Linked DNA regions of Homo sapiens: all the other regions are linked to region 1. Evidence: chromatin contacts called from ENCODE Hi-C or POLR2A ChIA-PET data. All regions are on one chromosome and are shown on one strand. The core of a region is the stretch at or near the end of the contact, and the rest is flanking DNA. Distances in the headings are between cores, read along the strand shown. Region 1 holds the start of SLC12A4 (solute carrier family 12 member 4). Region 2 holds the start of NUTF2 (nuclear transport factor 2). Region 3 overlaps DUS2 (dihydrouridine synthase 2). Region 4 holds the start of PSKH1 (protein serine kinase H1).

What was found. Hi-C counts contacts between places; a loop is a spot of excess contacts on that map. ChIA-PET counts read pairs that join two places held with the same protein, here RNA polymerase II (POLR2A). Pooled maps may share reads with other maps.
Region 2: a map of CD8-positive, alpha-beta T cell shows a loop between it and region 1 (2.7-fold over the local background). The contact joins the promoter of NUTF2 here to the promoter of SLC12A4 in region 1. A Hi-C loop is called at or near these places in 1 of 168 maps with a recorded cell type or tissue (CD8-positive, alpha-beta T cell), 4 of 37 single-sample maps with no recorded cell type and 17 of 50 pooled maps. POLR2A ChIA-PET finds 5 or more read pairs at or near these places in 7 of 52 experiments (AG04449, H1, HepG2 and 4 more).
Region 3: a loop to region 1 is called in a pooled map, with 5 times the contacts of the local background. The contact joins the enhancer-like site here to the promoter of SLC12A4 in region 1. A Hi-C loop is called at or near these places in 1 of 168 maps with a recorded cell type or tissue (endothelial cell of hepatic sinusoid), 1 of 37 single-sample maps with no recorded cell type and 10 of 50 pooled maps. POLR2A ChIA-PET finds 5 or more read pairs at or near these places in 8 of 52 experiments (A549, H1, HepG2 and 3 more).
Region 4: a map of CD8-positive, alpha-beta T cell shows a loop between it and region 1 (13-fold over the local background). The contact joins the promoter of PSKH1 here to the promoter of SLC12A4 in region 1. A Hi-C loop is called at or near these places in 3 of 168 maps with a recorded cell type or tissue (CD8-positive, alpha-beta T cell and naive thymus-derived CD4-positive, alpha-beta T cell), 10 of 37 single-sample maps with no recorded cell type and 24 of 50 pooled maps. POLR2A ChIA-PET finds 5 or more read pairs at or near these places in 9 of 52 experiments (CD8-positive, alpha-beta memory T cell, H1, HEK293 and 6 more).

What each region holds. Positions count from the first base shown.
Region 1 is chr16:67,964,446-67,971,066 of GRCh38, reverse strand. It overlaps SLC12A4 (solute carrier family 12 member 4), which reads left to right and starts at 2,430. Exons shown (of 24, transcript NM_005072.5): 1 at 2,430-2,628. The coding sequence starts at 2,514. RefSeq lists silencers at 2,178-2,507, 2,638-2,967, 3,478-3,537, 5,860-6,031 and an enhancer at 4,296-4,814.
Region 2 is chr16:67,844,290-67,850,910 of GRCh38, reverse strand. It overlaps NUTF2 (nuclear transport factor 2), which reads right to left and starts at 3,978. Exons shown (of 5, transcript NM_005796.3): 1 at 3,926-3,978. It overlaps CENPT (centromere protein T), which reads left to right and starts at 3,218. Exons shown (of 16, transcript NM_025082.4): 1 at 3,218-3,510. RefSeq lists an enhancer at 3,093-3,202 and silencers at 3,673-4,022, 4,223-4,492.
Region 3 is chr16:68,061,708-68,068,328 of GRCh38, reverse strand. It overlaps DUS2 (dihydrouridine synthase 2), which reads right to left. Exons shown (of 17, transcript NM_017803.5): 9 at 1,947-2,012; 10 at 1,693-1,763. Among named protein-coding and RNA genes, the nearest start is that of NFATC3, 20 kb to the left of the region's middle. Within about 2 kb of position 3,453, at least 25 of the 41 ENCODE cell types and tissues checked have a DNase peak (open chromatin) inside an H3K27ac peak, as active enhancers do.
Region 4 is chr16:67,889,002-67,895,622 of GRCh38, reverse strand. PSKH1 (protein serine kinase H1) reads right to left here and starts at 2,369. Exons shown (of 3, transcript NM_006742.3): 1 at 2,252-2,369. RefSeq lists silencers at 2,123-2,242, 2,573-2,632.

The DNA.
Region 1 (6,621 bases), core at 1,181-3,680:
GCAAAGTGAGACCCTGTCTCTATGAGAAATGAATAAATAAAATTAGCTGGGCATGGTGGCATCTTAGCTACTTGGGAGGCTGAGGGGAGAGGATCATTTGAGGAGTTTGAGGCTGCAGTGAGCTGTGATTGCACCACTGCACTCCAGCCCAAAGTGACAGAGCAAGACCCTCTCTCTAAATTAAAACAAACAAACAAACACCTCTAAGATCTTAAAAAAAAAAAATGTGTTGGGGCCAGCCAGGTTTTGAGGATACCAGAGTGACAAGACCGACAGGGTCCTGCCCTTGCAAAGTCCACAGTATAGATAGAATCTTAATCAGTGATTTCCACCAATCCATTTCTGCCTGCAATGGGAACTATGAAGGGAAAGGCTCAGGGCAGCCCAGTCCAGATGAGGGGTGGGGTGGGGTGGCAGGGCATGTGTCTGAGAAATCTGAGGGGAGGTGGTGCTCCCCACCAAGACCTCCTGGATCAGGAGGTTTTTTGTTTGTTTGTTTGTTTTTGAGATAGAGTCTTGCTCTGTTGCCCAGGCTGGAGTGCAATGGCACTATCTCGGCTCACTGCAACCTCTGCCTCCGTGGTTCAAGTGATTCTCCTGCCTCAGCCTCCCGAGTAGCTGGGATTACAGGCACCTGCCACCACACCCAGCTAATTTTTGTATTTTTATTAGAGACGGGGTTTCACCATGCTGGCCAGGCTGGTCTCGAACTCCCAGCCTCAGGCGATCCACCCGCCTTGGCCTCCCAAAGTTCTGGGATTACAGGCTTGAGCCACCAGGCCGGCCTTGGAGGTTTTTTGTCTGTTTGAGACAGTGTTTCGCTCTTGCTGGAGTGCAATGGCGCCATCTCGGTTCACTGAAACCTCTGCCTCCCGGGTTCAAGTGATTCTCCTGCCTCAGCCTCCCAACTAGCTGGGATTACAAGCACCCGCCACCACGCCCAGCTAATTTTTTTGTATTTTTAGTAGAGACGGGGTTTCACTATTTGACCACGCTGGTCTCAAACTCCTGACCTCAGGTGATCCTCCCGCCTCAGCCTCCCAAAGTGTTGGGATTACCGGCGTGAGCCACCGCGCCAGGCCTGGATCAGGAATTTGATAAGTGAGGGTAGGGACAGAGGCTAGGTAGATGTCCCCCAGAGTGAACAGTGGGTGATGCCCAGAAACTATAGGTCTCAGGTGAGAGAGAGAGATTTGAAGGGCTGAGGCTGCGAGGTGGGTGGCGAGGGATGCGCCTGCAGAGGTCGGGGTCCGGCCGCATTGGGCAGGGCCTTATGGGCCCGGAGCTAGTAGGATTTTCCTTCAGAAGAGGCGGCTCTACGTGAGCAGGGGCGAGGGCAGGGAGTCCAGTAGGAAGGCCGCTACTGTGGGCGGCCGAAGGTGGCGTGAGGGGCGGGGGGGTCAGGTCGGCGGGCCCGCTGCGGGGGCCCTGGGGGAGGGGTCAGAGGGTGGTAAGCTCGGGGGTCGTCTTGCGGGGCCCAGCGGCTCTGATTCCGTACCCCCCACCCCAAGGGCTGGAGGCTGGCAGTAGGCGTAGTCAGAGGACGCCACCCGAGCCACGCGAGGGAGAAGAGTGGAGATAGACAAGTAAGATGGGCTCTGGGGTTTTCTGATAGAGAAAAAAATAGTAAAGCCAGCTAGATAAGTAATCTGAAGCAGTGGAGAAGAAAGTGAAAGAAACGTTAAAAGCAAATAAGTAAACGGCTTGGATAGAGGAACACCCAGGAGGCGAGATAGAGAAAGTTAAAATGAAGGGACTTGGCTACAGCACCCAGTGCACTGTCCCAAAAAGGCAAGCGAGGCAAGCGGGGCGGGGAAGGGTGGGTGTGCGTGTTCTTCCTGCGGAGGACGCAGCAGCCCCTGGGGAGGGACCGAGAATCCCCAGCTGCCTCCAACAGGAGAGGCTGCAGCTAGAGGGCCCAGGGCTGGGACGGGACCTTCGCGGGGGTCTGGTTCCCAGGGTCGCGGAGAAATGGGATGCAGACGCTGGAAATGGGAAGGAGGTATACGGGGTTGGTGGGAGGCCCTGGGCAGGTGGCTTCTGCAGTCCTGGGCCGGTCCGGCCTACCCTGCCCCGTCCCTAAGTAACAGAGCGCTTCGTAAGCCCAGGGCGCAGAGCCAGGACACTCCGCGACCCATCTCACGGAGCCCTAAAACAACCCCGAGGTGGAAGTGTGTTTCCCCCATTTTACAAATGTTGCATCTGGGGCTCAGAGAGGGCGGCCTCTCACCCGAGGTCACACAGGAATCGGGCCCGCCCCCAGGCCGTGGAGCCACTAGGAGTGCTCCCGCCCAGGGGTCTTCCCGCCACCAGGGCCCCCGCTCTGGGAGGAGCCGGCCGAGCCCCTCCCGCTCTCCGCCCCCGAGGGGCGGCCCGGGGGGCGGGCGGAGGAAGTGAGCGCAGCGGGGAGGAATGCGAGCGGGCGGGGCGTGTCGGCCCGGGGCGGCGGGGACAGCGGCGGGGACAGCGGCGGGCGGCTGGGACGGCGGGTGCGGCGGGGCCGAGCCCGCACGATGCCTCACTTCACCGTGGTGCCAGTGGACGGGCCGAGGCGCGGCGACTATGACAACCTCGAGGGGCTCAGTTGGGTGGACTACGGGGAGCGCGCCGAGCTGGATGACTCGGACGGTGAGGGCGCGTTCTGAGGGGCCGTGGCGGGGCAGCGGGGCCTGCCACCCGGGGCCGCCATCCCGGGCCCGCGCCCGCACCTATCCCGGGACCTTGCGCGCACACGTCGGTGCGGACTCAACTTTTTTTGGACCGCGCCGCTGCCACTGGCTCCCCGCCCTGCGCGCGCAGACACGATTTTCCTCGGCCCCCGGCGCCCGCGCCCGGCCGCTTTCTCCACCCCAGCTCCTCCCCTGTGGGCCCCGGGCGGGGGCTGCAGACGTGGCCGCCCAGGGAGGCCAGCCGGCCGGGCCGCCCGGCTTGGGGACAGGGCCGAGACCCCATCTCAGGCCCTTCCCGGCCCTTCAACTTCGGTGAATCCCACATCCTTTTCTCGCCTCGGTTCCTCATTTGAGATTCAGCGTCTTTGCCTTTGAGACGATCCGCTCCCCAACTGCCCAAACCCCTCCGTGTGCCTCTCTGCGCCTACCTGCACTCTGGCCAGAGTGTGCCTACTGGGGGGTCTATGGGTAACTGCCCGTGAGTGCGCCGGTGTAGATCTGTAGGGACAGTGGGCCTCAGTGAAGCACTCACATGGAGCCGGACGTGTCTAGGCACTTGAAGTGAGTTAACTCGTTTAATCCTCCAGCATCACCCTTGGGATAAGTACTGTTACTCTCATTAGGAAGCAGTGAAGGGAGGGGTGGCGGTTATATAACTTGCCCAGGGGCAGTCAAGCCTGGGTTTGAGATTCCAGCACCTTAACTCTTTAACTTAGGTGCCAGGGCCGAGAGGTAAGCCCCATCTCCCTCCTCCTTCCTCCCAGGTGCCCGCGTCTCTCCACAGCCCTTTCTCTATCTCCTACCCCAGGAGGCCCCCCAGAGGGCTGTTCTTGTTAAGGCCCACCCTCGGAGCACGAACACGGCTGAGGACATGTGTCTGTGTACGTAGTGGCATATGCATGTGTAATTGTGCTTGTACAAGTGTGTAGCTGTGGGTATCACAGGGTGAAGGCTGGTTCAGGTCAGGGCATTCTCACAGCCCCTGTTTCCTGCAGGGTTGACAGTGATGAGGATGGTGATTTGACTGATGATAAATGCCTGTGATATCTGTGACCGATCATGATGGAGATATGTAGGAAGTGTGTGGTTGACACGTGTCAGGTGACGTTGTCTGGACCTCTGATCCATCTGTGATGGTGACACGACTGAGATGATCCATGCCCAATGTGAATGATGGCTATGTGTGTGTATCACTTGACTGCCATGTGCAGAGGTAGCACAGGACAGTGGCATGGGCTGCTGGACATTGCAGAGGTTTTACAGGCTTGACAGCTGTGTGAGTGCCCCAGCCTCCATGCCCTTGTCTGCCCCTAGCTTGATTCAAGTGGTCAAAGCAAAAGCCAGCATTCCTGCTTCCCTAACCCTGGGAGGACCTCTCTCCCCAGAGGGTAGACTGGGCTGCATCCCCAGGATCAGCCTGGACCAGTGGGCAGGCAGAGCTGAGCCTAGCTGCTGGCCCCACCTTGGCCACGCCTTGGCCCCTACAGGGTGACTGGAGGGACCTGGAGCTACATTGGCTGAGTCCTGCTAGATCCCCGCAAGCTAGGCCAGCTCCTCCCACTGCCTCCCTTCCTCTTTCTCCTCCTCTTACTCCTTTCCAGCCAGACCTTGGCTGTCTACAGGATGGGGGACACCCTGAGCCCCGGTGAGTGATTTTGATCCTTGGTGGGGACTGCAAAGGGTCAGAGGGCACAAAGCACAGTGAGCCTCAGATCTATCTCCTGCCCCTTCCCCAGTTCAGTGCCCACACCTCTGCTCTGGGAGGCCTAGATGGGCTTGCTCATCCAGCCCACCTTGGCCTGTGGGCAGGGGGTAGGGAGGTGCTGGAGGGGGCACCTCAGGCAGATGTCCGTGTACACAGGGATCAGGAGGGTCACCTGGATCCCCACCTGCCACTGGTGCAGTCACAGTTGCTGGTGGGAACACAGTTGTGTAGCTCACAGGCAGTCCCTAGGCCTAGGCCATATTCAGATTTACTGGGGATCTCAGGTGGTGTCTGAGCAGCTTCAGCCTGGCAGGCATGTCCAGACCTGCCCTGGAATTTTTGGAATGGCTGAGGCCAGAACAGGAGGTCTGAAGCCGAGGGCAGTACAGACATCCAGGCACTACTTAGACCCTTACATTCCCACAAGCCCTTGGGAGCTTTGGGGGAACTCCGAGGAGTGCCCACTGGGCGTCTGGCACTAACTGTCCCTTTTCTAGTGCATCTGGGCAGTTGGAAAAACAAGTGTTACAATCTCCACTTCATAGAAGAGGAAACCAAGGCCGCACAGGGAGTAAGCATGTCTCCCTGGGTCACACGGGGGAAGGTCTGGGAATCCAAGCCAGTCTGCCGCAGTCTGAATGCCCAGAGGCCTAGGTATGCGTACCCTGGCCAAATTGCAGCACTCTTCTCTATTTTTAAAGATTGTGCTGCATAGATGGACTGGAGTCTGTAGTAGGAACGGAACCTGCAGCTCCGCCCCTACAGGGCTCTGATGGACCCTGGGACCCAGATGTGGCCTTCTCCCTGGGTGACCTTGCCTCTGAACATCTTTGAGCTTCACTCTCCTTGTCCCTAAAAGGTAGTAAATGCTCTCTACTGGAATGTTGCTGTGAGAACTAGAGACAACTTTTGGAAGGGCCCCGAGCCATCCTAGAGTGATAGCTGAAGGGACAAGGGATAGGCTAGGTCTTAGAGGACCATTTACAGGCATTTGTGGGGAGCTGCTGTGTGCTCAGCTGTATATTTTCTGGATAGCAATACAGTCTACCCAGAAAGACCAGGCAACAGTGATGGGGCAGGCTGTAGTACATGAGTTTAGAATAAATTATAATTGATTTCCAGCCTACTTCCACAAAAGAATCAGAAGAAATAGCCAACAAAAGTGTCTCCCCAAGTGATTGTTACTCTCAGGAAGATTGAAAACCATGCAGAGGAAGGGGGCAAGCACTCAGGTGAGACAGATGGTGACTTTATCTAAAGAGTAAATTTAGCTTGGAGATTCCTGGCAGCCAAAGCAGAAAGAGAAGTAAGACGAGCTGTATAACTGGCATTTTCTGACAAAATGAAGCACCTGATTTATCAAAGGGAGACACTTTTTTTGTCACAAAAATCCAAAAGTAATTTTCAAAGGCTTTTCACTGAAGAGCCATTAATGTCATTAATGTAAGAGGCAGAGTGTTACTGGGTTTTCAGATTTTTCTTGGGACTCCTTCTGATCCTGAACAAGCATGGAGGGTACAGCAGATATCATAGAGTGTCCGACATGACCCCGCCTGGCTTTAACATGACACGGTGGACTGTCTTGACCTCTGGCTGCCTTTGTCCACTGTGCCATTGGCATTGACCTATGTGAATGTGGGGCTGAGCTGCTTGGCTCACTTAGCTAGTCCAGGTTGCTGGGTGTAGCAGGTGTGCCACTTTCACATGCTGTGGGAAGGAAGAACTGACTTTGCCCCAGAAACTGTCATGGGCACACTTGATTTGTTAGTTTCCTTGGGGGATAAAGAATCCACAGCACAGCACCTGCTGAGTGGTTGTTGGCTCAGAGAAAGCAATTGAAGCCTCATGCTGATAGCAAGAGATGTATCAGATACAGGAGGATGCCTCAATCAGCATTCTCAGCTGCAGTCAAGAAAAATGAATTGTGGCCTATGTAAACAGAAAAGGTTGGCGGGCATGGCCAGTGCATGGCCCAATCACACCACTAGCCTGGGCTGGTGGTGACAGTTCTGTTGCCATCTCCATCACTGGACACCATGCCAGTCCTTCTCATGTCAGAACTACATACTGCTGCCATCCAACACCAAGATGTGTGCTTTCCATTTGCTGTGAGGCCTTGAGCCAGGGCCGGGGCTGCGAGGGTAGCTGGGGTGGAGGGAACACTCAGCACCTAGAAAACGAGTGCTTGGCGTTCTGCTTGGTGGGAAGCTGGGAATGGCACCCACCGAGACTCATAAGGGACAAGAG
Region 2 (6,621 bases), core at 2,729-5,228, 120 kb after region 1:
GAGAATTGCTTGAACCCAGGAGGCGGAGGTTGCAGTGAGCTGAGATTGCACCACTGCACTCCAGCCTGGGCAACAGAGCGAGGCTCTGTCTCAAAAAAAAATAGTGATAGGCAGATAGGCTCCTATACACGAAGGGACATAATTTTGAGCTAATTGAGAACTGAGGCATCTTGTATCCTGCCTCATCCTTGTGCGGCAATATCCCAACCACCGCATGCCAGGTCCCACTTCCAAGTCAGCCCTACATGAATAGAGGATGCAGATAGATCCTGGAGAACCTCAGGCCACTTCTCTTATATCTGAGACCTAGATGGCCCGCCAAGTTCCAGAAACATTTAACGAATTCTCAGGATCAGGATGCCTAGCAATGGCTAGCTGACCTCAGACAAAGAGGTTACAGGGAACGGCCAGGCGCGGTGGCTCACGCCTGTAATCCCAGCACTTTGGGAGGCCAAGGCGGGTGGATCACGAGGTCAGGAGATCGAGACCATCCTGGCTGACATGGTGAAACCCTGTCTCTACTAAAAACACACAAAAAATTAGCCGGGCGTGGTGGCGGGTGCCTATAGTCCCAGCTACTCGGGAGGCTGAGGCAGGAGAATGGCGTGAACCCGGGAGGCGGAGCTTGCAGTGAGCCGAGATCGCGCCACTGCACTCCAGCCTGTGAGACAGAGTACGACTCCATCTCAAAAAAAAAAAAAAGAAGTTACAGGGAACTTCTAGAGGTTGGAATGAGAGGGAGGGACCTGAATTCCTCCTACTCTTGAGTAACGTTGGAGAAGGAAAAGTATCTTTTTGTCCCTGAAGAAAACCCTTGTGATCACTGGGCAATTGTTCACATCTGTAATCCCAGCACTTTGGGAGGCTGAGGTGGGAGTATCGCTTGAACTCAGGAGTTTGAGACCAGCCTGGGCAACATATGGAGATGACATCACTGCAAAAAATAAAAATAAGGCCGGACGTGGTGGCTCACGCCTGGAATCCCGGCACTTTGGGAGGCCGAGACGGGCGGATCACGAGGTCAGGAGATCGAGACCATCCTGGCTAACACGGTGAAACCCCGTCTCTACTAAAAATACAAAAAGTTAGCTGGGCGTGGTGGTGGGCGCCTGTAGTCCCAGCTACTCGGGAGGCTGAGGCAGGAGAATGCTGTGAACCCGGGAGGCGGAGCTTGCAATGAGCAGAGATCGCACCACTGCACTCCAGCCTGGGTGACAGAGTGAGACTCCGTCTCAAAATAAATAAATAGATAAAAATAAAAATAAAATTAGGCCGGGATCAGTGGCTCATGCCTGTAATCCCAGCACTTTGGGGAGGCCAAGGCAGGTAGACCACCTGAGGTCAGGAGTTTGACCAGCCTGACAAATATGGTGAAACCCCTTCTCTACTAAAAATACAGAAATTAGCCAGGCATGGTGGCGTGCGCCTGTAGTCCCAGCTACCAGGGAGGCTGAGGCAGGAGAATCGTTTGAACCCAGGAGGCGGAGGTTGCAGTGAGCCGACATCGCACCACAGCACTCCAGCCTGGGTGACAGAGAGAGACTCCGTCTCGAGAGAAAAACAAAAACTCTCCTGGTCAAGTCACCCAGGGCCATGAAATACGCAAACTACGCCATAGCCGTAAGCCAGCTCACCTGAAATCTGTGTCCTAGAAAGTACCCACGCAGACAATCTACAGGGTCTTGAAATAACTGCTTCTAGTTCTAGATTTCACCTCATTGTCCTGTGGGTAGTCCCTCCTTATTGCCCAGCTCCACTGGCAAAGTTGGCCTCTCCTGAGCCTCTTGGATGAACCTGATTTCCATGTCCTCATGGGCCAGGATATGGACTAGGAAAGTTACATCCAGAGAGAAGGCAGGGCTTGGTAAAATCTGAGCAGCATTCTTGCCTATTCTTCCTGACCAGGGAGAATAACTAGGCAGAGCAATTCATATGCAAGAAAACTTCTAGGTCAAGAGTACTTGGAAGAAGTGACCAGAAATGAACAGAAAAACATTACCTGGGAAAATATTCAAGGAGGAAGAAAAAAATATGCAGGGTCAGTGGCTTTCTTCACCTTGGGTCTCAATCAGCCCTTCTAAGAGACCTGATATTCTGCTTGCTCCTGAGGCCAGAGCTGCAGAGATTGAGCTGCTGCTGCTTTTTTTTTTTTTCTTTTTCTTTTTTTTTGAGACAGAGTCTTGCTCTGTCGCCCAGGCTGGAGTGCAGTGGCATGATCTCTGCCCACTGCAACCTCTGCCTCCCGGATTCAAGCGATTCTCCTGCCTCAGCCTCCCAAGTAGCTGGGATTACAGGTGCACGCCACCACACCCAGCTTTTTTTATTTTGGAGACAGAGTCTTGCCCTGTCACCCAGGCTGGAGTACAGTGGCATGATCTCAGTTCACTGCGACCTCCACCTCCCGGGTTCAAGCAATTCTCCTGCCTCAGTCTCCTGAGTAGCTAGGATTACAGAAGTGCACCTCCACGTTCAGCTAATTTTTGTATTTTTAGTAGAGATGCGCTTTTGCCATGTTGGCCATGCTAGTCTGGAACCCCGGACCTCAGGTGATCCGCTGGCCTTGGCCTCCCAAAGTGCTGGGATTGCAGGCGTGAGCCACCGCGCCAGGCCTGAGCTACTTCTTTAGTCTCTGGAAAGACTGCGGCTCAGAGAAATCAACGCTTTACATGCCATCTCTCCCCTAGTCCCAAGGTCTTCTCTGGACTGGTTCCTTAATTTACCATCTCTCAATCAGAAGCGCCTTTACAAAGGATATCAGGATAGTATTTTTTGGTCAAAGATAACTCTTCCCCCAGAACTCAGTAGGGTCTCTGATGGCATCAGTAAGGGCAATTTCATAAAGCAACCAGGTTCCTGCCTGTTTACAGGCAGCTCCAGTTGTTGGGAAGTGAGCAAGCAAGTGAGGGGAAGCCAGACTTTCTGGAGCTTCCAGCCCTAGTTCTGCCACCCAGGCTTCGGGAGGGCCCCACAAAGTCTGAAATCTACGTGCCCCACCCCCCAAAGCCCCTTCCAGCCCAGGTTCTGGTTTAGCACTAGGCTCAAGAACCTCAGGCCTGAATTCTACTTCCCGTGCATTAAGTCCCACCTTAACATCCCATTCTTATGAAGTCATCCTGTCCTGCGGGGCAATTCTGTGTTGCTGCTGGGGCCTGGTCACTGATAGAGAAGGGCGTGGGCTGGGCCTACCCGGCAGGAGCCGCCTCACCCCATCAGGCCCAGATCCTCTAAGACAAGACAGGGATAAAGTCTCCCGTGGAATCCCCTCCCGCCTCATATTCCCTGACCCTGCCCTCCCTGCGAGAACTCCAGTCCGGGCTCCACAAAGGGCGCGGTAAGAAACGTACACTTCCGAGGGGCAGACAAGGAGGGGGCGTTCACCTACACCCCGGCCGGGCTATGGTCGGGAACAGGGTGAGGGGCCCAAGCCCCGGCTGCGGCAGGCGGGCGCCCTTACCCATGCTGACTCTGGAGCGGGCCGGGTGGCGCTGCCCATCCCCGGATCCTTCGTAGGTGGGTAGCAGGACGTGGGGCTGGGGTCTGCCCGCTAGCCAGCCTGCAGAGCTTGCGGGGCTCGCGCAGGCCGGGCCAGGCTAGACGGGGCGGGGCCCTAAGGCCCCATCCGGACGGTCCTGACTAGAGAAAAAGGCCTGGCCATGGCGCAGGCCGGTGCACCAGCCACCAGCACGGTACGGCCCAGATAGGCGCCCGGCTGGCTCTCTGTGCGTTACCCCCGGCCGCCGCCTCACAGGACCGGCGGGAGGCGGAGCCGCGCGCGACACATGGCCCGGGCCCCGCGCGGCTTCGGGCCGCCGGGGGGGGGGGAGGGGAGGGGCCGCCCGGGGACTCTCAGCGGAGCCTCCCGGCAGCCCAGAGAGCGGCTCCTGCGGCCCAGCCCCCGCCCCGGCGTGCTGGCCCCGACACTCACCCGAGGGGCTGGCACGATGGCGGCAGCGGCAGCGGCAACCCAGCGCGGTCTGCGGCCGACTGTCCCTTCCCCCCTGCCTTCCTTCGCCCGCCCCGCTGCACTCTGGGAGACGCAGTCCCACCGCCCCCCCTTTCCGGCATGAGCGCGCCGAGAGAAAACTACAATTCCCGGCGTGCTATGCGCGGAGGCCCAGACACGGCCCGCAGCGCGGGAGGTGAGGCTAAGCCAGGGAGGGAGGCTGCCGGGGCAAGCCCCTGAGAATTGTGGTCTAGCGGAAGCCTCTGGAACACTAGAGGTTGGCGCCAGGCTAGGGTCAGGGCTCAGTTGTCTCCTGGTCTCAGCTGGCTCGGCCCCGCCCAGTCTGTGCACTGGGGTGGGGGTTGGCCCCGCCTCCGTGGGAGCCCAGCCCGGCCCCAAGCTGGCCCAGCTGCCCCTCCCTGGGCCCCTGGGCCGTTTCCGCTCACGAAACCCCCTCCCCTTGGGGCTATGGCTGCCGCTGTTACTCTTCCGAGCTGTGTGGCCTTAACCAGCCCGGGCGGAACGCACAGCTCCTGCAATCCCAACATTCGTGCGCCTGCACCTCGGCGAGTCGGGCCCAAAGCTGGTTTCGAGCAGGCTAGGCTATTCTTGGGCCGGAGACTCAAATGTCCCTCAGGTGGGGCTTGGTTGGAGAGGTTACCCTCAAACTTCTACAGTCAGGGGTCCCCCCAAAACATTCTGTAAGGTTTTTTTGCAGCAGATAGAGCAGCTAAGTGTTTCATTTTTATTAATGAGGAAAGAGAAATGACTGACTTACCCAAAATTTCGCTGTGATTTAAGTGACCAGATTGTAAATAGTTCTCTTCCTACCCATTGCCCTTTCCTTTCAACGCCCATTTGTTTTCTTGGTAACACAAACATTTGTGGTAAGGCCAGTCTCTAGGTCAGACCTGTGCTTGGCAAAGAGATCTGCAGCCAACTTGGGGTACCACAGGTAAGGGAAATGGCTACAAGGCCTCTCCAGGCAACTCCTAGCCTTCCTTCCTGGCCGGAGGTCTCTCAGTACTCCTGTTCTTCCACAAGAGTTTTGCACCTTCCCCCACCCACAGGCTACCCCTCCAAGAGATGGCTGGTAAGACCGGACCACACTTCTGTTTTTTAAATCTCAGGTCTGTCAACACTACACTTTGCCTGACTAGATGCTTATTACTCAGCTAGTGAGAACTCTGCATTGCCCCGCTTATACATCTGCATCTGGGATCTCCCTTGCTCTGTGAACTGTCTTCTTCTCCCTAAGAAGCCAAAACACTGCCCATAACCTCCAGACACCAGGGAGGGTCCAGGGAGTACTGCTGAGAGCCTCAAGGGAGCCAATGCAGAAACAGCAGAAGTCCCTTCAATAAATAGGAGCTCAAGGATACACTGAAGAGCATGGCTGGATCCTGGAAAAGGCCTTGCTCCGACCGGGAAGATGTGAGACTGGCCCAATAGGAGCAACAAAGGGCACTGCAGTGCTTCCACCACCTGATTACCAGCCAGATCTAACCCTAGGAAGACAGAGGTCCAGTCCATCCCCCAACCAGCCACCTACACAACCTATGTCTCACTCCTTCCCCACCACTTTCCCAACTCAGTGCTAAGGGACTAGAAGGGAAACAGAGACTTGAGTTTTAGGACCATCCCAGCATGTTGCCACAGACAAGTCCCCAGGCAGATGGCTTTGTCCATAAGTAAGAAAGAGAAGGGAGTCATATTTTATGGGGTCTGAAAGTCTCCGTTTGTGCCCCACCACCCACAGTAAACCCAGAGCTTTAAAGGCATTTACTTTTAGACATTGGCTTTGAGCTAAATTACTTGGAGCTATAGACAAAAGCAATGTAATCCTTGCCCCTTCAATATTCAATCTAAGAAAAAATAGAGGCTGGGCGGGGTAGCTCACACCTGTAATCTCAGTACTTTGGGAGGCAGAGCAGGCGGATCACCTGAGATCAGGAGCTCGAGACCAGCCTGGCCAACATGGTGAAATCCTGTCTCTACTGAAAATACAAAAATCAGCCCGACGTGGTGGCGGGTGCCTATAATCCCAGCTACTCAGGAGGGTGAGGCAGAAGAATTGCTTGAACCTGGGAGGCAGAGGTTGCAGTGAGCTGAGATCACACCATTGCACTCCAGCCTGGGTGACAAGAGCAAAGCTCCATCTTAAAAAAAAATAAAAAAAAAAAAATAGAGGCAGGCAGCCAAGAAAATGAGTCAAGGAATCACACCTCCCAACTTCTTAATGCTCTCTGTGGATACAGCTCTGTCACACCGAAGGTGTACCAAGGCCAAGGTATCTATACAACAGTCCTTGTGCCTGAAGCAGCCCTGGCTAGCTCCAGCTGCGCTCTTACCGGTTCACAGAGTAACTGCATGCACATGCATACCAGAGGCTGTGCTAAGCCTAAGGGATGTCATGGTGAGCAAAATTCAATCCCAGCTGAGAATTGAAACCCTCAGAGGCGAACTATCACAATATAGCTTAGTTACCAGTTGGTCCTTCTTGTTGAAAGGATACAGGGAGATAATCCATGGACAAACTGGGCCCATTTGGTGCAGTTTCCAAACTCTTTAGGGTGAGCTGGGCCAGGAACTCTGTGAGGACCTTATAAGGCCAGGATCCATGTGCTTAGGGCCCATTTTTGGAAAAACTGGTCATTGAAGCATCTCTACTTTCAGGG
Region 3 (6,621 bases), core at 2,204-4,703, 96 kb before region 1:
CTCCTGGCTTCAACCCAAGCAACTCTGCTTTGCTCTGCTTTGTATGAAGGGAGTTCTGGGTTCCCTTCTCTGAAAATGTTGTAAGAGCACAATCAACAACTTGGGCTCTTCCTATAAGACCCCTAAGCCCAAAGGAACATCACTCAGAGAAGAGAGGTCCCTCTGGCCCAAGTCTACTGACCTGAGATGCTGTACAAAATCACATCCTGGACACAGGGAACAAGTGTGAATGGTAAGCCAAGGGTGGCCTTCAGAACCTCAGCTCTCAGCATAGAGTACATTAGCTACAGCTAGAAGGATTGTTTAGTCATTGTGACAGCTGGCAGTCCAACAAATGCAGACAAGAGAGGCAGAGCCTTTAAAAGAATAGGTTGGGTATGGTGGCTCAAGCCTGTAATCCCAGCACTTTGAGGGGCTGAGGCAGGAGGATCACTTAAGCCCAGGAGTTTGAGACCAGCCTGGGCAACATAAGGAGATCCCGTCACTACAAAAAAATAAAAAATTAGCCAGGTGTGGTGGCATGTGCCTGTAGTTTCAGCTACTCAGGAGGCTGAGGCAGGAGGATTACTTGAGCCCAGGAGTTTGAGGCTGCAGTGAGCTATGATTGTGCCACTTCACTCCAGCCTGGGTAACAGAGCAAGACTGTCTCAAAAAACAACAACAACAATGAAAAACACATAAACAAAGCAGTCTGTCTGGGATTATTCAAGGGAGAAGTCATTGCTCAATATAATAGAAAGAAAATGAGGCTGGGCCTGGTGGCTCATGCCTGTAATCCCAGTACTTTGGGAGGCCAAGGTGGGCAGATCACCTGAGATCAGGAGTTTGAAACCAGCCTGGCCAACGTGGTGAAACCCTGTCTCTACTAAAAATATAAAAATTAGCTGGGCATGGTGGAGCGCACCTGTAATCTCAGCTACTCGGGAGGCTGAGGCAGGAGAATCACTTGAACCCGGGAGATGGAGATTGCAGTGAGCCAAGACTGCGCTACTGCACTCCAGCCTGGGTGACAGAATGACAAAGAGGAGGAGAGGAGAGGAGGGGAGAGGAGAGGGGAGGGGGGAGGGGAGGAGATGGGAAGGGAGAGGGGAGGAGATGGGAGGGGAGAGGGGAGGAGATGGGAGGGGAGAGGGGAGGAGATGGGAGGGGAGGGGGGAGAGGGGAGGAGATGGGAGAGGGAGGGGAGAAGGGAGGGGGAGGGGAGGGGAGGAAGGAAAGAAGGAAGGAAGGAGGGAAGGAAGGAGGGAGGGAGGGAAGGAAGGAAGGGAGGGAGGGAGGGAAGGAAGGAAGGGAGGGAGGGAGGGAGGGAAGGAAATAAATGAGATTTTTCTCATGAGGGTCAGAATTCCACCACGTACTGGCTGCATGGTATGATTTTGAGCAAATTACTCAATCTCTAGCATTTACACATCCTGATAGTAGAGGTGTTTCTCCTTTCTTAGTCTCTCTGTGTCTCTAAACCTCAGTACCTACCCTCAATAGGCACTCCATGAATGAAAGAAAGGCAAATGCAAAAGCCCATTCAGGGTCTGCCTGCCCTCCAGACTCATAAGATATCAAAGAGCTAGGCAGAGGTAGGCTGAATATGTAGAAGAGAAATTGGCTGTCACTTGGGGTGACAGATCAATTAAGGAAGGATCACTAAGATGGGTTAGGACCTCCCTGCCAGTCACTAGAAAGGTGACCACTCACCTCCCATGAACTGCGATGGCAGCAATGCCAGTCCTCTCTATCCGCTTCACAAGGCTCAGGGTATCTTCTAGCTGAGGAGGAGGACCACACAGGATGGTTACTGAAGCTCCAGAAGGAGCAGCTGCTGCCTCCTAAAGTAGGCTCAGCTCTACTCTCTCCTCCAAGCCTAATTTAGCACCTCAAGAATCGTTCACAAACCTAAATCCAACATCACCAGAGAGAATGGACCTTCATATGTAACACACCATCCTTACCGATGGCAGGATGCGAATCTTGCAGGTCACAGGTCTGCGTGTCCCTTTAACAAGAGTGCTGAGGATCTGCAGAAAGGAAAACACAAGAGCACCTATGTCTTCTGGAACAAACCATCACTCTGCCTGTACTAATTAACTCCGCTACAGGCTGTGCATTCCGGTGGCATGAACAGTTTGCATATGTGTGAATGCATGTGTGTGTCTGTTACACACATACACACATAAGCTCCATGAGGCAAGGGACCTGCCTTTGTTCTATACTGGAGCCCCAGCACCTGCCTGGCACCTAGTGGTATACACATATTTGTCAAATATACTGAATGAGTGAGTGAATGGGTACGCGTGTACACCTGTGTGCAGCTCACTGAGCCTTTGCCAGGACAAATACCAGAATTATCTGGAGAACTGAAGAAATACACACTCTTGAATTCCACACTATTATTTCCTGAGTCAGTCTCTAGGGGAAGGGCTTAGGAATGTGTGTTTTCAAAAGGCTCTGCCCAACACACTCCAGCCCGTCCTCAGAATCATTCTGAGGCCTAGCCTTGGTTAAGAACACACGGCTAAAAAAAAAAAAAAAGTAAGAAAAAAAGAACACATAGCTAACTGGGTGTGGTGGTTTATGCCTGTAATCCCAACACTTTGAGAGGCTGAGGTGGGAAGATTGCTTGAAGCCAGGAGTTTGAGACCAGCCTGGGCAACACAGCAAGACCCTGTTTCCTTTTTGTTTGTTTGTTTGTTTGTTTTGTTTTGAGACAGGGTCTGGCTCTGTTTCCCAGGCTAGAGTGCAGTGGCACAATCTTGGCTCACTGTAACCTCTGCCTCCCTAGCTCAAGCCATCCTCCCACTTCAGCCTCCAGAGTAGCTGGGACCACCATGTTGGCCAGGCTGGTCTCGAACTCCTGAGCTCAAGCAATCCACCTGTTTTATCCTCCCAAAGTCCTGGGATGACAGGCTTGAGCCACTGCACCTAGCCCATCCCTGTTTCTATTAAAAAAAAAAAAAGCGGGGGGGCAGACAGCTTCTTTCCTGGGTGAAGGGAATGTTCCCTAAGTGTTGTTCCAGGACTTACAGGGTGAGGGAACAGGAAGGCTCTTAAGGGGGGCCTGCATTCCTCTTTAGGGCAGTCAGACATACATGAGTGAAACTGGCAAAGGAAAAGACAACATACTCATAAGATAAGCACATATTTAAAAGTGCTTATCACATAGCAATTGCAAAAGATTTCAAAGAAAGATCAAGAAGTCACGCAGGAAAGTGACAGGGAGGTAGCAAGACCAGACCACACAAGAATCAGAGATAGAGAGGTGTAGATGACACTGCATGTCTGTGTCATTGCTATCTTCTTCCCTCATCAGAAATTTCAGGCCAGGCAAGCTGGAGGAAAGATGATCCCAAGAACCCTCTTCCAAGAACTGGATCTCTGCCTAGCAGAGCAGGGGGATATCTAGGTGGCTGCTGCCAGTCTTGATTCTAGACAGGCGGGGGCAGCAGAGAGCCAGGTTGCAAAAACCAGTAGTGGAGGCCTATCAGGGACAGGATGAAGCAGGCCATTCCAGAAGACATCAGATCAAGAGGCTGGACTGACAGACAGTTCATGAGCAAGACAGGACCTGCTGGCCCAAATGCCAGGGACTGGCAGGAAGGAACAGTCTCTAGGTGCTGCTCCAGGAGGCAGACTTGGCCTGAGGTCTTAGGGTCACCCTGGCAGGCCTTAAAGAGGCACTTACATTTTAAGGGCGGGACTGACAGGTTCATCAAGAAATACAATAAAAATTCTCATTCTAGTCCCATCCTTCATGCTCAGAGCAACATCTCTAAAAGGTTCCATTACAAGTGCTCACTTAGAATCCTCTGACATTTGGTGATTTAAGCAACACCAGCTGGTCTGATCCAATTCTCTGTCTTGTAGAACTTCCTTTTGCTATTTTATCCAAGTAGCTCTCAGTACTTTCTTCAGTATTTCTGTGTGTTTCATGTGTGTGTTAAGGACTAGGAAGGAAATTAGGTAACCAAAAACCCTAGGCACTTGCAAGGGTCACACTGAGGGGAAATGGCAACTAGAGATTGTCTTCTGGCCAGGCTCTAGCATGACACTCTCCTGGACACCAACTCTCCAGATCCAAGTCTTTGGGGAGAAAGAATGAGAGACAAGTCCATATTTGAGCAGAGGAACAGCACATCTACCTACAAGCAGGCTTGCCTCAATAGACCCACTGGCCAACTGAAGAAAAGCAGTCTCCTTCACTCCCCTGGTTTCTGGGAGGCAGCAGATGAGGATAGGAAAGCATAGGCCTGGAAAGCACTGAGACCTGAGTTCATGTCCTGGCCCTGCCAATTGTCAGCCATGGCCCAAGTACAGTGTACACAAGGGGGATGCCCTGCGCACACCTGTAATCCCAGCACTTTTGGAGGCCAGATCACCTGAGGTTAGGTGTTCAAGGCCAGCCTGAACAACATGGTGAAACCCCGTACCTACTAAAAATACAAAAATTAGCCGGGTGTTGTGGTGCATGCCTGTAATCTCAGCTATTCAGAGGCTGAGGCAGGAGAATCACTTGAACCCAGGAGGTGGATGTTGCAGTGAGCTGAGATCGCACCACTGCACTCCAGCCTGGGCAGCAGAGCAAGACTCCCTCTCAAAATAAATAAATAAATATTTAAAAAAATAAAATAAAACTGAGGTTCTTAATCCAGGGAGCATATATCAGAGTTACCTGGTAGAAGCTTTCTCAAAGAGATTGATATCCCACTCTCCACCCCTACTCACCCCAAGGGTCTGCAGAATTCTCAACAGATAGCATCCTTTATTTCTAACTGGGGTAAAATATATATAACATGAAATTTGCCATCTTAAACATTTTTAAGTGTATAATTCAGTGGCATTAATTACATTCACAATGTTGTACAACCACCAATGTTATGTATTTCCAAAGTTTTTCATAACCCCAAACAAGAATCTTGAGAAAATTTCTAGAGGTGGTCTTGAGATACTCCCACAGATGGAACCACGGGCCTAAAACGCCAAGCCTGGAAGGACCCGCAAAGCTCTCACCCAGGTCACCCAGCTTGCCAACACAGTCTGGACCCGAATTGAATCCAGCCCCTACACCTAAGCCACATCTGGCTTTGTTGTGGAAGCCTGCAACCTCCCTACCATGGGGCAAACCCCATCTATCAGTCCAACCTGGCCCATCTGAGTACCCAACCAGAGAAGTAGTGAAATGAACTAAGCTTCTGAGGTTGAGTGTATCTCTGCTGCCTCATGGATGAAATCTGCCTTATTCAAAGAGGGGCAGTAGAGAGGACAGAGCCAACAGCCTGGGTCTGAGAAGAGAGGAGGCTGGAGGATAACAAAAATGCCTGTGTGCTCATGTTGTGAACCACATCCTCCCTGCTGGGGCCCCCTCTCCTAGGTGTGGAAACCAATTTGACATCCAAGATGTCTACTTCCACTCCACCCTGCACACAAGTGTCTTAACTGGAGATTTCCAAGTTGAGGTGCCTATTGACCTGACACTTATAAACTATACCCAGGCACCTTGAACCTGAGATGCTACTGGAGAGGGTGCTGACACTAGGAGTCAGAAGAGACTATAGTTCACAAGCTGGCTCTGCCTGCCACTTATTTACTATATGATCTTTTTTTTTTTTTTTTTTTTTTGAGACGGAGTCTTGCTCTGTCGCCCAGGCTGGAGTGCAGTGGCACGATCTCTGCTCACTGCAACCTCTGCCTCCCGGGTTTATGCCATTCTCCTGCCTCAGCCTCCTGAGTAGCTGGGACCACAGGCACCCGCCACCACGCCCAGCTAATTTTTTGTATTTTTAGTAGAGACTGGGTTTCACCGTGTTAGCCAGAATGGTCTCGATCTCCTGACCTTGTGATCTGCCCGCCTCAGCCTCCCAAAGTGCTGGGATTACAGGCATGAGCCACCACGCCCGGCCTACTATATGATCTTAAGCAAATTATTTTCTCTCTCTGTGCTTTAGTCTATTGTCCTTGATCAAATGGAGATAACTGCCAATCCTATCTACTTCAAGGGGTTTCAGGATCAAATGAAAGGCACATTATGGCTGGGCACAGTGGCTCACATCTGTAATCCCAGCACTTTGGGAGGCCAAGATGGGCAGATCACCTGAGGTCAGGAGTTCAAGACCAGCGTGGCCAACATGACAAAACCCCATCTCTACTAAAAATACAAAAATTAGCCAGGCGTCGTCGTGGGCGCCTGTAATCCCAGCTACTCAGGAGGTTGAGGCAGAAGAATTGCTTGAAACCTGGAGGCAGAGGTTGCAGTGAGCTGAGATTGTGCCACTGCACTCCAGCCTGGGTGACAGAGCAAGACTCTGTCTCAAAAAAAAGAAAGGCACATTATACAGGTGCACTATAGATAGAGTATCTCTGGCTGCACATGGGAAAAACGAGAAGGCATGTAGCCAGCAAGCACAGTGGTCTTCCTATGTCCCAGAGACAGTGGGGCTGGAGGAACATGCAGGGTTGGGCTGCTGGCACAGCAACCATGCAGCTCTCATTGGCAATGATGGCAGCTCTCATTGGTGATGCCTAAGTCCCAAGTCGCTCTAGCCTCTGGGAAGCAGGATGAGGCTTAAAGCCCAGACAGGGAAGTAGCGATAGAGAATGAAAAGGAAAACAAAGGAGCTAAAAGGAAAGAGC
Region 4 (6,621 bases), core at 1,120-3,619, 75 kb after region 1:
AGCCTGGCCAACAGGATGAAATCCCGTCTCTACTAAGAATACAAAAATTAGCTGGGCGTGGTGATGCGTGATTGTAATCCCAGCTACTCGGGAGGCTGAGGCAGGAGAATCGCTTGAACCTGGGAGGCGGAGGTTGCAGTGAGCCGAGATCGCACCACTGCACTCCAGCCTGGGTGTCAGAGCAAGACTCCATCTCAGAAAAAAAAAAAAAATACAGATTCCTACCCCAGATCTTCTTCATCAAAATCTCAAAGAGTGGGTCAGGTGTGGTGGCTCTTGCCTGTAACCCTAAAACTTCGGGAGGCCAAGGTGGGAGGACTGCTTGAGCCCAGGAGTTCGACACCAGCCTCGGCAACATGGCGAGACCTCGTCTCTGTTTAAACAAAAAAAAAAAAATCTCAGCCAGGCATAGTGGCTTATGCCTGCAACCCTAGCACTTTGGGAGGCCGAGGCAGGTGGATCACCTGAGGTCAGGAGTTCGAGACCAGCCTGGCCAACACGGTGAAACACCATCTCTACTAAAAATACAAAATTAGCTGGGCATAGTGGTGCTTGCCTGTAACCCCAGCTACTCTGGGGGCTGAGGCAGGAGAATCACTTGAACCTGGGGGGTAGAGGTTGCAGTGAGCCAAGATCGCGCCATTGCTCCAGCCTGGGCAAAAAGAGCAAAACTCCGTCTCAAAAAAAAAAAAAAAAAAAAACTAACTCAGACAGTAAGGCTCTTGATTTTGTATCACAAAATTATCCCAGGAGATTTTGGACTATCCAGGATTAAGAGGCTGTACTACCTACCACACACATACGCTGGCATTTGCTGTGCTCATCTTAGATCCTAGCCCTGATAGGTGCTCAAAAATACAGTTGAATCTATCCATTCATAAGTCAGCATTCAGCAAATGCTACTGGAGGCTAGCCCCTATTTTATGCCAGGCACAGAGCCAGACATATGCAGACAGAAGACCACCATGTGACACAACAGGATGTACTCAATAGTAGCAGCATGGATATAGAGGAGTTAATGGTTACATGCCAAGCAAGGTAGATTTTTTTCCTAGGAAGTGACATCTCAGGTGGATTTTATAGGACAGATGTAAGTTTCCAACACTGGTAGGTGGTCGGTGGGGTGGAAGGCAGTGTATAGCAAACTGAGAAAACTGCGTTATCTAAAGCACAAGGGGACCAAGCACAGTGGCTCACGCTTGTATTAATAATCTCAATATGTTAGGAGCCTAGGCAGGAGGGTCTCTTGAAGCCAGCTCTGGCAACAAAGCCAGACTCCCTGGCTCTACAAAAAATTTTAAACTTAGCCAGGCGTGGAGGGGAGTGCCTCTTGTCTCAGCTACTCGGGAGGTTGAGGCGGGAGGATCATTTGAGTCCAGGAGTTCAAGGCTGCAGTGAGCTATGAATGAGCCATTGCACTCCAGCTTGGGCAATAGAGGCCTTGTCTCAAAATTAGTAATACTAAAACACAAAGGTATGAAACCAGAGCTAACAGGAGCGCCACACGTTTTAACAACAATAAACTACGTAAAGGGAGCACAGAAGTGCTCCGGTGTTGATTGGCTGGTTAAACCTTCACCAGATTACGAAGAGCCCTGAATGCCTTGCTAAGAAGTGCGGCCTTTGTCCTGAAGGCACTAAGGAACTAGTTTCAGGCAGTGAAGGACTTACTCAGATTTTCAGGTGGGAATTATCACTTCAGCCGCTTTATGGAGGGGGACTAAGTGTGGGGGACTAGGCTTCCCCTTGCAGGTAGAGGAATGACAAGCTTGCCAAGCAAGCAACCCAGCTGGACTCAGACCTGCTATTTCCCAGCCTGCACAAGGAAGCGATCAGCTGCCCCGCCGGCCCCTGGCAGACGCAAAGGAGGGGTGTGGAGTAGGCGCCGGGCGCGAGAAGGCAGTAAGGACAAGGACAACCAGGTTGGATCAACCTGACCCGCTCTGGACGCGGGGCGGCTGAACAGCAAGCAGGCAGGGCAACCGACCACGTCCACCAGGCCCAAGCGGGCCTGGAGACGGGCTATCCAGCACGACAGCACGTTCCGAGGCCAGTCCAGACTCGGACGCCGGGAACCCGAGCAGCCATCGCCCGGCCTGCTCTCCAACCCTGTAGGCCCTGGCGCACGGGGCACGGGCCGACGCTGCAGGCTGACCAGGGGCAGGCCCCGGAGCGCCAGAAAGCGACCACGACCACAGTTCGGCTGCCCCTCCCGCCCGTCGGGCCGTCGTCCTGGGCCGGGCCGCCTCACCTCGCGCGGGCGGCGGGCTCTTCGGCGTCTCGGCGGCTCTGCCGGCCATCTCCGGGCAATGGCAGCGGCCGCCGCCGCCGCCGCCGCCGCCGCCATTCTCGGGCGTTAGCGTCGTGGCGTCATCACAGCGCGCAGCTGACGCCAAAACAAGCCTACGGGGCGGGTCGGGGGCGGGTCGGGGGCGGACTCTCCCGAAACTGGGCTACGCGGCTGGCGGATCTCCGAGCGTGGCCTGCCAATCAACCTCTTCGGGGCGGGGACGGGCACTCTCCTGAAGGGGTGGGTCTATTTGTCGCTCAAAGTAACTTGACCGCTGCCTGCGAGACGGGTCGGTGATAGAAAAAGGAAGGATCGCGGGAAATAGGGAGAAAGTTTCAAGTTTCTGGTTGGGGGAAAGGGGACTCTGTAATGCGAGCTTGGGTAAACAATGCTTTCCAACAGAGGTTTCTGGAAGTGCCTCTGGAACTCCGCAAAGGATAGACTTAATTTTCATTAACAAAATCTATTTTTTAAAACTGCACTTAGAATAATTTCAACACTCCATGTGTTGAATTTGGCCTCCATCAAAGAAGAGATGCAAAGGGTTAATTTGTAGATAGGTGAAGTCAATCTTGGGCCAACTTCTGGACTCATGGTTATTTGTTGTTGTTAATTTAATTTATATGCCGAGTCTGAAAAGCAAGCGGATTTTTAAAAAATTGTTACCATTCACAATGACTTCTCTATAGGATCAGAACTGGTTCACTTTACAGTCAACCCAACTTGGAGGGGTTAAAATAGGTGCTGCAGATGGTAAGTGCATTGTAACCTCCATCCATCTTCCCCATTTCAGTAGCTCTGTATTCAAATCTTTATTGAGTATGTACTTTGCACATGGAACTGTCTTTGATTGACTGTATAAGCTAATGTTATACTTTAAACCTAAAAATAAATTAACACCAATAAAACATTGTCGTCGGCTGGGCGCCACTGCTCACACTTGTAATCCCAGCACTTTGGGAGGCCAAGGCAGGTGGATCACCTGAAGTCAGGAGTTTGAGACCAGTCTGACCAACAAGGTGAAACCCTGTCTCTACTAAAAATACAAAAATTAGCCAGGCTTGGTGGCAGGCTCCTGTAGTCCCAGCTACTCGGGAGGCTGAGACAGGAGAATAGCTACAACCTGGGAGACAGAGGTTGCAATGAGCTGAGATTGCACCACTGCACTCCAGCCTTGGCGATGGAGTGAGACTCCGTCTCAAAAAAAAAAAAAAAATTGTTGTCTATTTTATGTAGTAAGGTTTCTTTCTTTTCTTTTTTCCTGAGATGGAGTTTCGCTCTTGTTGTCAGGCTGGAGTGCAATGGCACAATCTCGGCTCACTGCAACCTCTGCCTCCCAAGTTCAAGCAATTCTCCTGCCTCAGCCTCCCCGAGTAGCTGGGATTACAGGCGCCTGCCACCATGCCCGGTTAATTTTCTTTATTTTTATTTTTATTTTTATTTTTATTTTTATTTTTATTTTTTTTGAGAAAGAGTCTCGCTTTGTCACCCAGGCTAGAGTGCAGTGGCGCAGTCTCGGCTCACTGCAAGCTCCGCCTCCTGGGTTCACGCCATTCTCCTGCCTCAGCCTCCCGAGTAGCTGGGACTATTGGCGCCCACCACTGTGCCCAGCTAATTTTTTGTATTTTTAGTAGAGACGGGGTTTCACCATGTTAGTCAGGATGGTCTCGATCTCCTGACCTCGTGATCCGCCCGCCTCGGCCTCCCAAAGTGCTGGGATTACAGGCGTGAGCCACCATGCCCAGCCGTAGTAAGGTTTCTTACAAGATTTCATTTAAAAAGAACAATGGTGGCCCAGCGCGGTGCCTCACGCGCCTGTAATCCCAGCACTTTGGGAGGCCCAGGTGAGCAGACCACCTGAGGTCAGGAGTTGGAGACCAGCCTGGCCAACATGGTGAAACCCCATTGCTACCAAAAATACAAAAATTAGCTAGGCGTGGTGGCAGGCGCCTGTAATCCCAGCTACTTGGGAGGCTGAGGCAGGAGAATTGCTTGAACCTGGGAGGCAGAGGTTGCAGTAAGCCGAGATCACGCCATTGCACTCCAGCCTGGGCGAGAAGAGTAAAACTCCATCTCAAAAAAAAAAAAAAGTTAAAAAATTGTTTCCAAAAGTCTAGTGCAATAATTAAGGGTATAGACTTTGGTGCCAAACATACCTGGGATCAAATCCCAGCTCTGACACTTCCAGAGCTGTTTGACTTTAAGCAAGACATCTGCCTCATCAGCCTCATTTTATTTTTTAAATTTTGGCCAGGTTGGTCTTGAATTCCTGACCTCAGGTGATCCACTGGCCTCAGCCTCCCAAAATCCTGGGATTACAGGCGTGAGCCACTGCACCTGGCCTTTTTAATTTTTTTAATAGAGACAGGGTCTTGCTCTGTCATCCAGGCTGGAGTGCATGGCAGCAATCAAAGCTCACTGTAACCTCGAACTCCTAGGCTCAAGGGATCCTCCTGCCTCTGGAACAGGAATTAAAAGAAATTAAAGAATGTGTAAGTAGAAACTCAGTTGTATGTAAGAAAACCCAATTCCCCCTGAGAAAGAGAAAGAGCTGGAGTTCTTTAAAAATTAACTGCCTGTTTTTCTGTGGCTAGGAAGCCTTATCTCTCCTCCTTTCCCAGGCATTGTGAAGACCCTGTTTCACTAGCTGTGCAGTTACAAGGTCACTAGACAGATAAACTCAAGTCGTAAAACATGCTTCTCCTTGAAAAGTAAGAAATGATGTAATGCGGCCGGGCACAGTGGCTCACGCCTGTAATCCCAGCACTTTGGGAGGCCGAGGCGGGCGGATCACGAGGTCAGGAGTTCGAGACCAGCCTGGCCAACATGGTGAAACCCTGTCTGTACTAAAAATACAAAAATTAGCTGGGTGTGGTGGCGCGTGCCTGTAATCCCAGCTACCCAGGAGGCTGAGGCAGGAGAACTGCTTGAACCGGGACCCGGGAGGCAGAGGTTGCAGTGAGCTGAGATCACGCCATTGCACTCCAGCCTGGGCAACAAGAGTGAAACTCTGTCTCAAAAAAAAAAAAAAAAAAAAGAAATGATGTAATGCATGTCTCAATTAATTTAATAACTGTCTTTGTTTCTTGCTTCTGTAATATGCTTCCCCCTGCACAGATCTCCCCCCACCCCACAAAATGCTTAAAAGGTAACTTAACTCTTTGTTCAGGGCTCAGTCCTTTGGATGTTAATCTGACTGGGCCGATGCACCTAAATAATTAATAAATATCCTCCTGAACCCCACTGGTCTCTCTGATTCCTTAAAATCCCGCTACACCTCGGCCTCCCAAATAGCTGAGTCTACAGGCATGCACCACCATGCCTGACTTGCTTATTTATTTATGTATTTTGAGACGGAGTTTCGCTCTTGTTTTCCAGGCTGGAGTGCAACTGCACGATCTCGGCTCACCGCAACCTCCGCCTCCTGGGTTCAAGCGATTCTCCTGCCTCAGCCTCCCAAAGTGCTGGGATTACAGGCATGAGCTATTGTGCCCGGCCTAATTTTGTATTTTTAGTAGAGACAGGGTTTCTTCATGTCGGTCAGGCTGGTCTCGAACTCTCAACCTCAGGTGATCCGCCAGCCTCGACCTCCCAAAGCACTGGGATTATAGGCCTGAGCCACCATGCCTGGCCTATTTATTTAGACAGGGCCTTAAGTTATCCTCCCACCTCAGCCTTCCAAGGTGCTGGGATTACAGGCATGGACCACTGCGCTGGGCCATAAGCCTCATTTTTATTTTTCTTTTTTTTTTTTTTTTTTTTTGAGATGGAGTTTCACTCTTGTTGCCCAGGCTAGAGTGCAATGGCATGATCTCAGCTCACTGCAACCTCTGCCTTCTGGGTTCAAGCAATTCTCCTGCCTCAGCCTCCTGAGTAGCTGAGATTACAGGCATGCACCACCACACCCAGCTAATTCTAATTTTTTGTATTTTTAGTAGAGACAGGGTTTCTCCATGTTGGTCAGGCTGGTCTCGAACTCCCAACCTCAGGTGATCCACCCGCCTCGGCCTCCCAAAGTGCAGGGGTTACAGGCATGAGCCACCATGCCCGGCCCATAAGCCTCATTTTTCTTAGCTATATAATGAGGATAGCTCTGTGCTTGTAATCTCAACACTTTGGGTGGCTGAGGGAGGAGGATCATTTAAGGTCAAGAGTTCGAGACCAGCCAGGGTGACATAATGAGACCCTGTCTCTGCAAAAATATAAAATTAGCTGGGTTTAGTAGCACAGACCTATAGTCCTAGCTACACAAGAGGCTGAGGCTAGAGAATCGCTTGAGCCCAGGAGGTCAAGGCTGCAGTGAGTCAGGACTGAGTTACTGCACTCCAGCC